Linked DNA regions of Homo sapiens: region 1 is linked to region 2. The links are chromatin loops, found by intact Hi-C in ENCODE. Cell type or tissue: CD4-positive, alpha-beta T cell. All regions are shown on one strand. Each heading gives the region's core, and the rest is flanking DNA. Links, peaks and the distances in the headings are about the cores only. Region 1 overlaps ARHGEF19 (Rho guanine nucleotide exchange factor 19). Region 2 holds the start of NBPF1 (NBPF member 1).

What was found. Hi-C counts contacts between places; a loop is a spot of excess contacts. Peaks named below come from ENCODE experiments on the same cell type or tissue, not always from the same donor. Only the 100,000 strongest peaks of a DNase experiment are listed, where the experiment ranks them.
Region 1: a loop joins it to region 2, with 9 times the contacts of the local background. A loop is called at or near these places in 2 of 110 quality-filtered maps.

Annotation. Positions count from the first base shown.
Region 1 is chr1:16,202,656-16,208,025 of GRCh38, reverse strand. It overlaps ARHGEF19 (Rho guanine nucleotide exchange factor 19), which reads left to right. Exons shown (of 16, transcript NM_153213.5): 3 at 1-82; 4 at 249-351; 5 at 428-504; 6 at 816-1,078; 7 at 1,686-1,846; 8 at 1,943-2,095; 9 at 2,359-2,488; 10 at 2,601-2,675; 11 at 2,850-2,939; 12 at 3,107-3,267. Among named protein-coding and RNA genes, the nearest start is that of ARHGEF19, 7.3 kb to the left of the region's middle. RefSeq lists an enhancer at 1-734 and silencers at 781-1,230, 1,431-1,500. In CD4-positive, alpha-beta T cell, for the core only: CTCF peaks have their summits at 2,664 and 2,878 (motif pointing left); DNase peaks (open chromatin) are centred at 985, 1,335, 2,025, 2,835 and 2 weaker places; H3K4me3 peaks cover 1,836 bases; H3K27ac peaks cover 1,453 bases.
Region 2 is chr1:16,609,926-16,615,295 of GRCh38, reverse strand. It overlaps NBPF1 (NBPF member 1), which reads left to right and starts at 1,732. Exons shown (of 18, transcript NM_001405701.2): 1 at 1,732-1,958. RefSeq lists an enhancer at 931-1,888. In CD4-positive, alpha-beta T cell, for the core only: a CTCF peak has its summit at 2,216; DNase peaks (open chromatin) are centred at 705, 1,705 and 2,445; H3K4me3 peaks cover 1,767 bases; H3K27me3 peaks cover 245 bases.

The sequences.
Region 1 (5,370 bases), core at 198-5,197, 410 kb after region 2:
CTGCACTCTTCTCTGCGCCTGGGGCGGAATTCAGCAGCCCGGGCACTCATCTCTGGGTCAGGCACCGGAGCAGCCCGGGAAGGTACCAGCTCCTCCCATGGGCCCTGAGGGCAGCCAGATGCCGGGTGGGGGTGGGGGTGGGCGATGCCCACTCACCGGCCGCCTGAGGCCGTCAGGGTGCCTGGGCCGGGGCCCAGGCCCCAGGCCCACTCTCTGGACCCCCCACCCTCAGTTCTCGCCCTCTCCAGGGAAAGCATCTGGAATGGAGGCTCGAAGTGTAGAGATGAGCGGGGACCGGGTGTCGCGGCCAGCCCCTGGTGACTCACGAGAGGGCGATTGGTCCGAGCCCAGGTACCACCTCCCGTTTGGGCTTGGGTCCGAGACAGGGTGCAGGCGAACTAGGGCCGTGACGCTCTCTCTTTCCTAGGCTAGACACACAGGAAGAGCCGCCTTTGGGGTCCAGGAGCACCAACGAGCGGCGCCAGTCTCGATTCCTCCTTAACTGTACGTGGGAGGGGGGTCCCTGGGAGGAGGTAACGGAGGAAGGGGCTGCGGTGTGGAAACGGGGAAAAGAGGGTTTGGAGAGTTGAGAGGTAGGGATCGAGTGAGAAACGGAGAATGGAACTGTCGGTATCTAGCACTCAGTAGGTGCTCAATTTGTTTATGGAATGAATGAATGAATGAATGAATTCACTGTGTCCAGATATCCGAACCGCGGCAAAGGTTAAGTGACGCGGGCTCTTGAGGGAACCGAGGAAAAGCCGGGCAGGGGCTGGCGGGCGCCCCACGCTCTCCCCCGCCCGTCTTTCCCCCAGCCGTCCTCTATCAGGAATACAGCGACGTGGCCAGCGCCCGCGAACTGCGGCGGCAGCAGCGCGAGGAGGAGGGCCCGGGGGACGAGGCCGAGGGCGCAGAGGAGGGGCCGGGGCCGCCGCGGGCCAACCTCTCCCCCAGCAGCTCCTTCCGGGCGCAGCGCTCGGCGCGAGGCTCCACCTTCTCGCTGTGGCAGGATATCCCCGACGTACGCGGCAGCGGCGTCCTGGCCACGCTGAGCCTGCGGGACTGCAAGCTGCAGGAGGTGGGCGCGCGCGGGGACCCGGCGGGGCGGGGGCGGGCCGGGGAGTACGCGGTCCGGGGACTTAGCGGGAACCGGGCCATAGAGGGAGGGGGACACACAAAGGGGGTTGCTGGCGCGACTGTCCGCGCGGAAGGTTGGCTCTAGGACCTGACTACACGAGGCCGTCTGGAAGCGAGGACAGCAAGCCGCTGAGCGAGAGGCGAGGGGAGCCGGGCTTGGGTGCGGGTAGGGGGCGGAGCCAGCGGGACGAAACCTAGGATAGGACAGGGCCGGATGAGGAGCGGAACCATTGGAAGAGCAAACGCCTGGTGGGCGCGGAACAAGGCGGGGCCAGGATCAGGGGCGGGACCTGGGGGGTGGGCGGGGCTCTGGGAAGAACGCGTCGGGGCGGGGCTTAGGAGAGGGGCGGGATCGAGGACAGGAAAGGCTTGCACAATTTCCCGCGGCGGGACGTGGGTCGCCGGGCCCGCCCGGCGCCAGATTAGGAGTGGGGCTAGAGAAGGGGCGAGGACGCGAGGTGTGGCGTCCTGGGGTCTGGGGATGTGAGGCCAGGGCCTCCGAGGTGAACTGGTCCTGCCCTTTCGACCCCGTGTGTGCCCTCCCTCAGGCCAAGTTTGAGCTGATCACCTCCGAGGCCTCCTACATCCACAGCCTGTCGGTGGCTGTGGGCCACTTCTTAGGCTCTGCCGAGCTGAGCGAGTGTCTGGGGGCGCAGGACAAGCAGTGGCTGTTTTCCAAACTGCCCGAGGTCAAGAGCACCAGCGAGAGGTGAAGAAGTGGTCTGGCCTGGCCCGGGGTGGGGACGGAGCCAGTGGTTGGCCAGCTCCCAGATCTGGGGTCTCCATCCTGGCTCTGACTCCTCAGGTTCCTGCAGGACCTGGAGCAGCGGCTGGAGGCAGATGTGCTGCGCTTCAGCGTGTGCGACGTGGTGCTGGACCACTGCCCGGCCTTCCGCAGAGTCTACCTGCCCTATGTCACCAACCAGGCCTACCAGGAGCGCACCTACCAGCGCCTGCTGTAGGGCTGGGGGCTCTGAAAGGGGCGGGGGCGTGGAGGGAGTCTCAGGCAGGTGTAGGCACTGAGGGCTGGGTGACGTAAGGTGACTCTGGGAGGGGAGGGGTCCCTGAAAAGGTCTCTGTGACCAGGATAAGGTGAGATGCAACCCCAAAGGGCAGTAAGGATGTGCTGAGAAGCCCCCTGAGGACCCCGTGGATGGCCAGGGTTGTGGATCCCAGGAATTCAGGCCTACCTGTGATTCCAGAGTCCTCCCCATTTTCCAGCCTGGAGAACCCCAGGTTCCCTGGCATCCTGGCTCGCCTGGAGGAGTCTCCTGTGTGCCAGCGTCTGCCCCTTACCTCCTTCCTTATCCTGCCCTTCCAGAGGATCACCCGCCTCAAGATGTTGGTGGAGGTACCTCGAGGGGACAGGCCACAGTGAGGGCTGGGCGAGGGAGATACACCTGTGGGCGGGCCGGGTCTCGGGAGTATGAGGACTGCCTCATTGTGCTGATCCCACCTTCCAGAACATCCTGAAGCGGACAGCACAGGGCTCTGAAGACGAAGACATGGCCACCAAGGCCTTCAATGCGCTCAAGGAGGTGAGCTGGGCAGGGCAGGGGCTGCTTGGCTCCTGAGGCCCCCCCTGGACCCCCAGCACGTCTCTAAAACAGCCCCCAGCTGTCAGAGTCTCCGGTCCCCAGGCAAGAGTCTGAGGCTGGGCTCTGGGAGCCGGAGCTGAGGGGCTGCAGGTGACCTCCCCACGGCTCCCCCAGCTGGTGCAGGAGTGCAATGCTAGTGTACAGTCCATGAAGAGGACAGAGGAACTCATCCACCTGAGCAAGAAGATCCACTTTGAGGGCAAGGTGTGTGTCTGCAGCCAGCGGGATGGGGACCCCAAGGGGCAGCTCTTGTTTCTTCCTTGCCCTGGGGGCTTCAGGCCAGTTAATCGCTGCCCACACCCTCCCATCTACCATCTTGTGCTCTCTGCCTGGTGCCCCTGGGCCTGACCCATCCTTCTCCATCCCTCTAGATTTTCCCGCTGATCTCTCAGGCCCGCTGGCTGGTTCGGCATGGAGAGTTGGTAGAGCTGGCACCACTGCCTGCAGCACCCCCTGCCAAGCTGAAGCTGTCCAGCAAGGCAGTCTACCTCCACCTCTTCAATGACTGCTTGCTGCTCTCTCGGCGGAAGGAGTGAGTCGGGGCAGTCAGGGGTGGGTAGGTAAAGTGGAGCCAGGCTCTCTTCCTCCCCACCACTGGGCTTATGACCAGTCCATCCCTGGGCCTGGGAGTCCCTGCCTGTGCCAGGGTATGCTGCCAGGGCACCCTGAGATTTGGAGGCTCCTGAAGCAAAGGCAGAGATGTGAGACAAGTCCATGTTCCAGAAGGGAGAATCAAGGGCTAGACTGTATGCCGAGGACTTGGAGATGCTGTGAGCTTCAGCCAGTAAGAGCAGAGACTAAGAGCATAGCCCTAGAGTCCCAACTCTGCCCTGAGTCACAGCTATGCCAGAAGCCAACATTTACTCAGTACCTACTCTGTGCAAGGCATGCTACGTGGATTATTCCCTTTAATCCTCCAAATACCTCCCTGGGAAATAGGCTTCTCTGTTACTCTCAGATCATGGAGCTAGTAGGTGGGGGAGCCAGGAGGATGCCAGCTCTGTCTGATGGCAGCACCATGCCTGACTCACAGTGAACACTTGTTCAGTATTAGCTGGGATTGTTAGGAAGAGTGAGGTAGAAGACTACCTGGATAAGGTGAATGGGATAAAGGATGGACATGTGGGCTGGGCACGGTGGCTCACACCTGTAATCCCAGCACTTTGGGAGGCCAAGGTAGGAGGATCACTTGAGTCTAGGAGTTCAAGACTAGCCTGGGCAACATAGTGAGACCCCATCTCTTAAAACAAAAAAGGATGGACATGTTATGCTATAAGAAGAATTCATTCCTGATTTGTTTGTTCATTTAGTAAACAGTCACTGAATCTCTGTTCTGTAGCAGGCCAGTGCTAGGGACATAAATATGAATGAGACTTGTTTTCTGCTCACAGAAGCTCTCAGACAGTGAAAATACATTCTGACAACCATATCATCAGGGTTTTGATATAAGGGTGTACTGCGGTATTTCCTGGTGTGGAGTGAGAATCAATAAAGCTTCATAGAGGACAGGACATTTGAGCTGGGTTTTGAAGGATGAGTAGGAGTTTTCCAGGTAGACAGGTAGTTTGAGTGCAGGAGTACAGCAGAGTCATGGTAGGGTAGAAGAGCGGAATGTGTGTTTGGGAATCATGAAGCCTAATGTGGCTGGATTTGTAAAGGAGAAAGGCAGCAGAGGGAAGTTGGGATGTTGAAGGTCATGATAGAGAGGTTGGACTTTTTCTGAGGCAGCAGGGAGCGTGGAGAGTTAAGCAGAGGGATGATATTTTGCTCCTGGCCAATTTGGAGGATGAACTGGAAGGGGAGAGGCCAGAGGGTCTTGCAGTTGCTCAGGAGAGGGTAGATGCTCCAGAAGTGGCAGGGTACTTCAGGATAAGTGGATTCAAGGGACAATAAGGAGGAAAGACAGGACATAGCTACCAGATGGGTGTAGGGGGGATGGAAAGGGAAGAGGTGAGCATGACGTCTGAGTTTCCTCTTGGGCAAACTGGTGGGGTCTTTCACTGGAATGGAGAACAGTAAAGGGGATCTGGCTTGGAGTGGGAGAAGCTGAGTTTTTTCTGATGCCGAGTTTTGTTGAATGAGTTGACGTCTGTGGAACACCCTCCACCCATCCTGCCTACAAGTACTTACTGAGCCCAAATTGTGGGTCAGGCAGTATCATCAGACACTGAGATACAGTGGCAAAGAGACGAGGCTCAGCCTTCGTGGGGCTTATATACTGGAAGAGAGTTAGACACTCCTCAGGGGAGCTGTCCAGTTGGCTCTTTGGAACAGACGCTTGGCAGAGAGGTTCAGAGAGAGGTCATGAATCGCTTGAACCTGGAAGGCGGAGGTTGTGGTGAGCCGAGATCATGCCACTGCACTCCAGCCTGGGAGACAGAGCGAGACTCTGTCTTAAAACAAAACAAAACAAAAAGCCAAAAAACTAACAAATAAAAAAACAAAAAAAAGAGAGAGAGAAAGGTCAAAAGTGTGCTTGGGGCTCAGGGACTGGTCTCCATCACCTCCAGCCTCCACCAGCAAGCCAGCGGGGAAGGAGCTCTTGGTTCCTTGTGGGGACTAGCAGTGCCCTATCCAGAAGCAGGACCCTGTGAGAACGCTGGCAGGGCAGGCAACCCCTTCTCCCCACTTCCAG
Region 2 (5,370 bases), core at 261-5,260:
ATGTTATTAGTTTTATGTGGGCCACCCCATGGCTTATCATTATTAATTCAGGTGTTTATACAAGGCTCTTTGAGAACTCAGTTTTAAAGGTTACCCAAAGCATCCTAAGACAACTCAGCCTAAAACGATATAAAATCAGTTTTAATATAACTGAAGTTTCTACATTCTGACTCCAACTGTCAGATTGTGACATTTTCTCTTTCTCTGACTTTATGCCAAATTTACTTCAACTTCTAGCATCCATCATTCTCATTTATGAACAAATATGTATTTAACAAATGTGGAAATACAAATCATGAAGCAAACAAAACCAAACCCTGGGCTTACGTAGCCGATAGTAAAAAATTCACCAAAATAACCACCCGATTACAGTTTCATGCAATGTGATAGGAGTAAGGGACCACCATAGGGAGGTCAGAAGGTGCTTTTCAGAGGTGGAGACTACAGCTGTTCTCAGAAGAATAGGGGTTAGAAGAACTTTCCAGGCACAGAGCAAAGCATGAGCAAAAGCTCTGTGGAGGCCAGGAAGCTGGTAAATAGGGAATAAAAGAGGCCAGTTTGGCTGGAGCAGAGAGAGCAGAACAGAATTGGTCTGAGTAGTGAGAAGAGATGAAGAAGTGGGCAAGGCGCCTGGCCATTCGGGGCTTGGTTAGTTAGGAGGTTTTGTCTAAGAGAATGGGAAGGTGTTTAAGTGCTTTAGGCTGGGAAGTGACACGGTCACATTATATTTTGGAAAAGCCACTCTGCCTGTTGTGTTGAGATTAGAGAGGCGATAAAGGGGATATGGGTAAACCACAAGAAGACTAGGTCAGTAGTCCCTCGACCCTCACTCCCCAGGTGAAGGCAGCCTAGACTAGGGTGGTGACGGAGGAGATAGAAGAGGACAGATTCAAGGAAAATTTGGAAGGTAAAAACCAGTAGGATTTGCTGACGGATGGAGTATAGGAGGGGAGAGGTAGATTATCAGGGATGTATCTTAGTTTTCTTATACAAGATAGATTCAGTTGCAATGAAATTGTTAACTGAAATTGACTTTAAATAATGGCATGACCTAAAGTTATGCAAACATTTGCCTTAGATAAAATATCAAGTTTTCAAAGTTTTTAGCTGGGTGGACGGCATGGCTTTACTTCCTATTTCTTGGTATTCTAATCCTGTTGAAAAAAAAAGTTTTTCTTTTTCTCAAAGGCTTATTTCAGTGGAAGCCCATCTGCAAAATCTGTTAATAAATTTAAATTAGAAAATAACTACAAGTGCCATTGACACATTGGTTATTCTTTTTGAGAGTGACCTAAGGCCACCTCTGGGAGAGCTGGGGGCTCTTCTGAAGCCTGCCCGACTGCACCGCGTGCCCGTGCCTGGAAGTCAGATTCGGGGCGGTGCGGCAGCGCGAGGCCTGCAGTCCTAAGCGCGGGGTCGCTCCAGCCCCAGAGGGGGTGTGTCTCCTGCCTCTTCAACCTGGCAGGGGCTGTTCAAGTGGCCGGGGAAACCAGCGATTTGGAGGGTCGAGGGCTGGTGCTTTGAAAGACAGGCGGAGGGGAGAGAGGGATTTCCCCGTCCCCGCTGCACTCGGTCCTTCCCCTGGGTTACTCCTTTCCTCCGCCTGCGCGGCCCCTAACCTGCTCGAACCCGTTGTGCAGAAGAGGCCGCCGGGTCCCTTTAAGGCCCCGCCGCGCCTGCGCCTTGGGTTATCCTGACACGCCCATCGGGATCCTGAGGAGCCAGTGGGCTGCAGGCGCAGGCGCAGGCGAGGGGCTGGGTGGCGGTTGAGACAGCGGCGGTACTGGGAGGCGTAGGTGAGGGTCGCGAGGCTGCCCGAGCTTCTGAGCGAGCGCGGTGCTTTTGGGAACGCGGGACGGGCGATCTGCGGCGCCAGGAGCTGGGCCGAGGCGCGGCGGCGCGGCTGCCGGCTGCCCTGTGAATGGGAAGTTACGCGAAGTCCACCCAGCGTTTCTGAGGTGAGGGCGCCGCGCCAGGCTGGGCGGGCGGTGAATCCGGGACCCGCGGGCGCACAGCTGGGTCGAGGCGCGGCCGTGGCAAGTTTTGTTGCGCGAGCGCGGGGGCGGGTGGGGGCTGTGGGGGGTCGTGCACCGCCGGGGCCTGAGTTCCCCGCGCTGGATTCTTCGCCTGCCGCTGCCGCCCGCAGCCCAACTCTCGTGGGCGCTGGGGAAGAAACTCGCTGGCGGGTGTTCTGTGGCATCCCAGGGGGTGGAGGGACGGAGCAGCTTCGGGGGCACGTCCTCCTATATCCTGTAGAGGACACTGACCCCGCACCCCACCCTCCAGGCCAGAAATCCGTTCCCTCTGCGGACCTGAGAGGCGAGCGCGCTCGCGCCCCTGACTTGCAAAGTTGGGGTCTTTACTGGCCTCCGGGCTTCTGCTCCTGGCGGTGTCTCCAGGCTGGTGATGGGCAAGCCAGGTGTGCCAGCTCCAGGATGCACATGAGCAGCATTTGTAGCCATCACTGAATCACCTCCTGACTAGCGGGGCAAGCCTCAAATGAACCGCAGGATTTCGGGTAGATTGGATTGTGGGGTTGCTGTTTGCACTCCAAAGAGTTGCTGTGATTTCCCTGCGTCTGGCTGGCTGGCTGGCTTCTTAGATCATCTCATGTGGCGTCCTTTCAGCGGAGAGTTAACCAAGACGTTTGGCCTGGCTTCCTTGTTTTCCTCCTATCTTTTGCTTAGAGCTGCTTTCGAAAAGAAGTCTTTTCTGGCAGTGGTATCTTTTCTTTGGGTTACAGTGTTGTTCATCCTTTCTTTGCCAAAAGAATGAATCCCAGTGCTTCAGGAAGTTAAAGAAAAGATCTGCTGGTAGTGTTCTGAGCTGATATGCGTTAGTAGCTTTTTGTTTTTAAATTCTATTGGTAAAATTTCACTAGTGAACCAGAAGCTACTTTTTCTATTCTGAAATGCTAGCTTTAAGATTTCTGAGAACTTTGCGTCAAAGAAATCTTGGAAAAGTTACTGAAGTATACAGAAGTTCACAATTTTACATGTGCAGGTGGCCCGGGCGCAGTGATCACACCTGTAATCCCAGCACTTTGGGACGCCAAGGTGGGTAGATCACTTGAGCCCAGGATTTCCAGACCAGCCTGGGCAATGTGGCAAAACCCTTTCTCTACTAAAAATACAGAAGTTAGCTGTGTGTGGTGGCGTGTGCCTGTAGTCCCAGCTACCCGGTAGGCTGAGTTGGGAGGATCACCAGAGCCCGGGAGGTTGAGATTGCAGTGAGCCGTGATCATGGCAGTGCACTCCGACCTGGATGGCAGAGTGAGACCCTGTCTCAAAAAAAAAAAAAAAAAAGTAATGAATTTTTACCAAGTGAACCACCACAGATCAAGAAATTGAACATTACTAGTCTGGGGTATATTTGTAGGGGTGGCATTGTTGGTTTTAGAGGTATATGAATGATAAAACTTTAGTATTACATATTGTTGAACATTTTCCCAAAGTAGTTGTACCATTTAGCAGGGATATGCTGGTTACCCCACATCTTCGCTGATACCTGTCAGTTAAAAATTATTTTGCCATTCTAGTAGGGGTGCAGTAATATATCAGTGTGGTTTCATTGAGATTGAGTATCTTTTATTGCCATTTATATGTCCTCTTTTGTGACGTGCCTGTTAAATCTTTTTATCCAGTTTTCATTGATATGCTTGTTTTCCTGTTGATTTGTAATACTTTATTCTGGATATGCCTCCTTTCTAGGATTTATATGTATTGCATTTCCCTTTTTTCAATCTGTAGCTTGCGTTTTCACTCTTTTATGGTGTTTTTTCATGAAGGGAGATTCTCTTTTTTTTTTTTTCTTTTTGAGACAGGATCTCACTCCATCGCCCAGGCTGGAGTGCAGTGGCACAATCACAGCTCACTGCAACCTTGACCTCACAAGGCTCAGGTGATCCCCCTGCCTCAGCCCCCAAGTAGCTGGGACCTACAGGGGAGTACCACCACACTCAGCTGTTTTCTGTATTTTTAGTAGAGATGGGTTTTGCCACGTTGCATAGGCTGGTCTGGAATTCCTAGGCTCAAGTGATACACCTGCCTCGGCCTCCCAAAGGGTTGGGATTACAGGCATGAGCCACTGCACCCAGCCTGAGATTCTTCATTTTAATGAAATTATACTTTATTAATCTTTTCCTTTATGGTTACTGTTTTTTGTGTCCTGTTTAAGAAATCAATGCCTAACCTAAGAGTATGAACACATTTTTCTGTGTTAACCTTATAACGATTTTATTTTAGTTTTTGCTTTTTTTTTTTTTCAGACAGGGCCTCAGTCTATTATTGCCCAGGCTAGAGTGTGGTGGCAGGATCTCAGCTCACTCAACCTCCATCTCCTGGCTCAAGTGATCCTCCCACCTCAGCCTCCTGAGTAGCTGCGACTATAGGCATGTGCCACCATGCCTGGCTAATTTTCATATTTTTTGTAGAGATGGGGATTCAACATGTTTCCCAGGTTGGTCTCGAACTCCTGGGCTCAAGTAATCTGCCCGCTTCAGCCTCCCAGAGTGCTGGAATTACAGGTGTGAGCCACCCCACCTGGCTATGATTCACTTTTTACTACATGGATGTGTCTGCTTGATCCAGCACCATTTATTGAAAAGACCATCCTTTTCCTTCCGCACCATGTGGCACTTTTTTTCATAAATCGAATGACTGTATGGTCATCTGATTTATGAAATTAGTGTGGGTCTGTTTCTGTTTCTGGACCAACTTGGGTAACATAGTGAGATCCCATCTCTACAACAAATAAAAATAATAAATAAATGAATAAAATTTAAAAAATAAGTGCGTAGAGCAGATGGAGTCATAGGTGATAATTTATAAATGATTGCCAGTTTCTTGGCTACATATGGGTGTTGGTAATTCAGATGTGTTGGGTGTTCAGGCAAAACGTATTAAGTGAATTATATGGTGTTCAGAATGATTGCTAGATGTTCATTGTGACTTGAATTAGATGTTATTTGAGCCTCACAGAGCTACAGTTTTTACTCTTTTATTTATTTGTCTTTTTAAAATTTTTACAATCTTCCTGTCAAGGCAGTAACTCTTTTATACTTAATTGTTCTTAAGTATACTTAATTACCAGAAAAGCTTTATGGATCATACCTAAATAAGTGTTAAGCCATTTAAGGGGCTCACGTGCTGTGATATAAACAATAGTATTCTACATAATAGTTTTAGGACTACATCAAATAATTTTTTTTTTTTTCTTGAGACAGTGTCTCGCTCTGTCGCCCAGGCTGGAGTGCAGTGGTATGATCATGGCTCTCTGCAGCCTTGATCTCTCAGGCTCAAGCACTCCTCCCACCTCAGCCTCCTTAGTAGCTGGGTCTACAGGCATGCACCACTGTGCCCGGCTAATTTT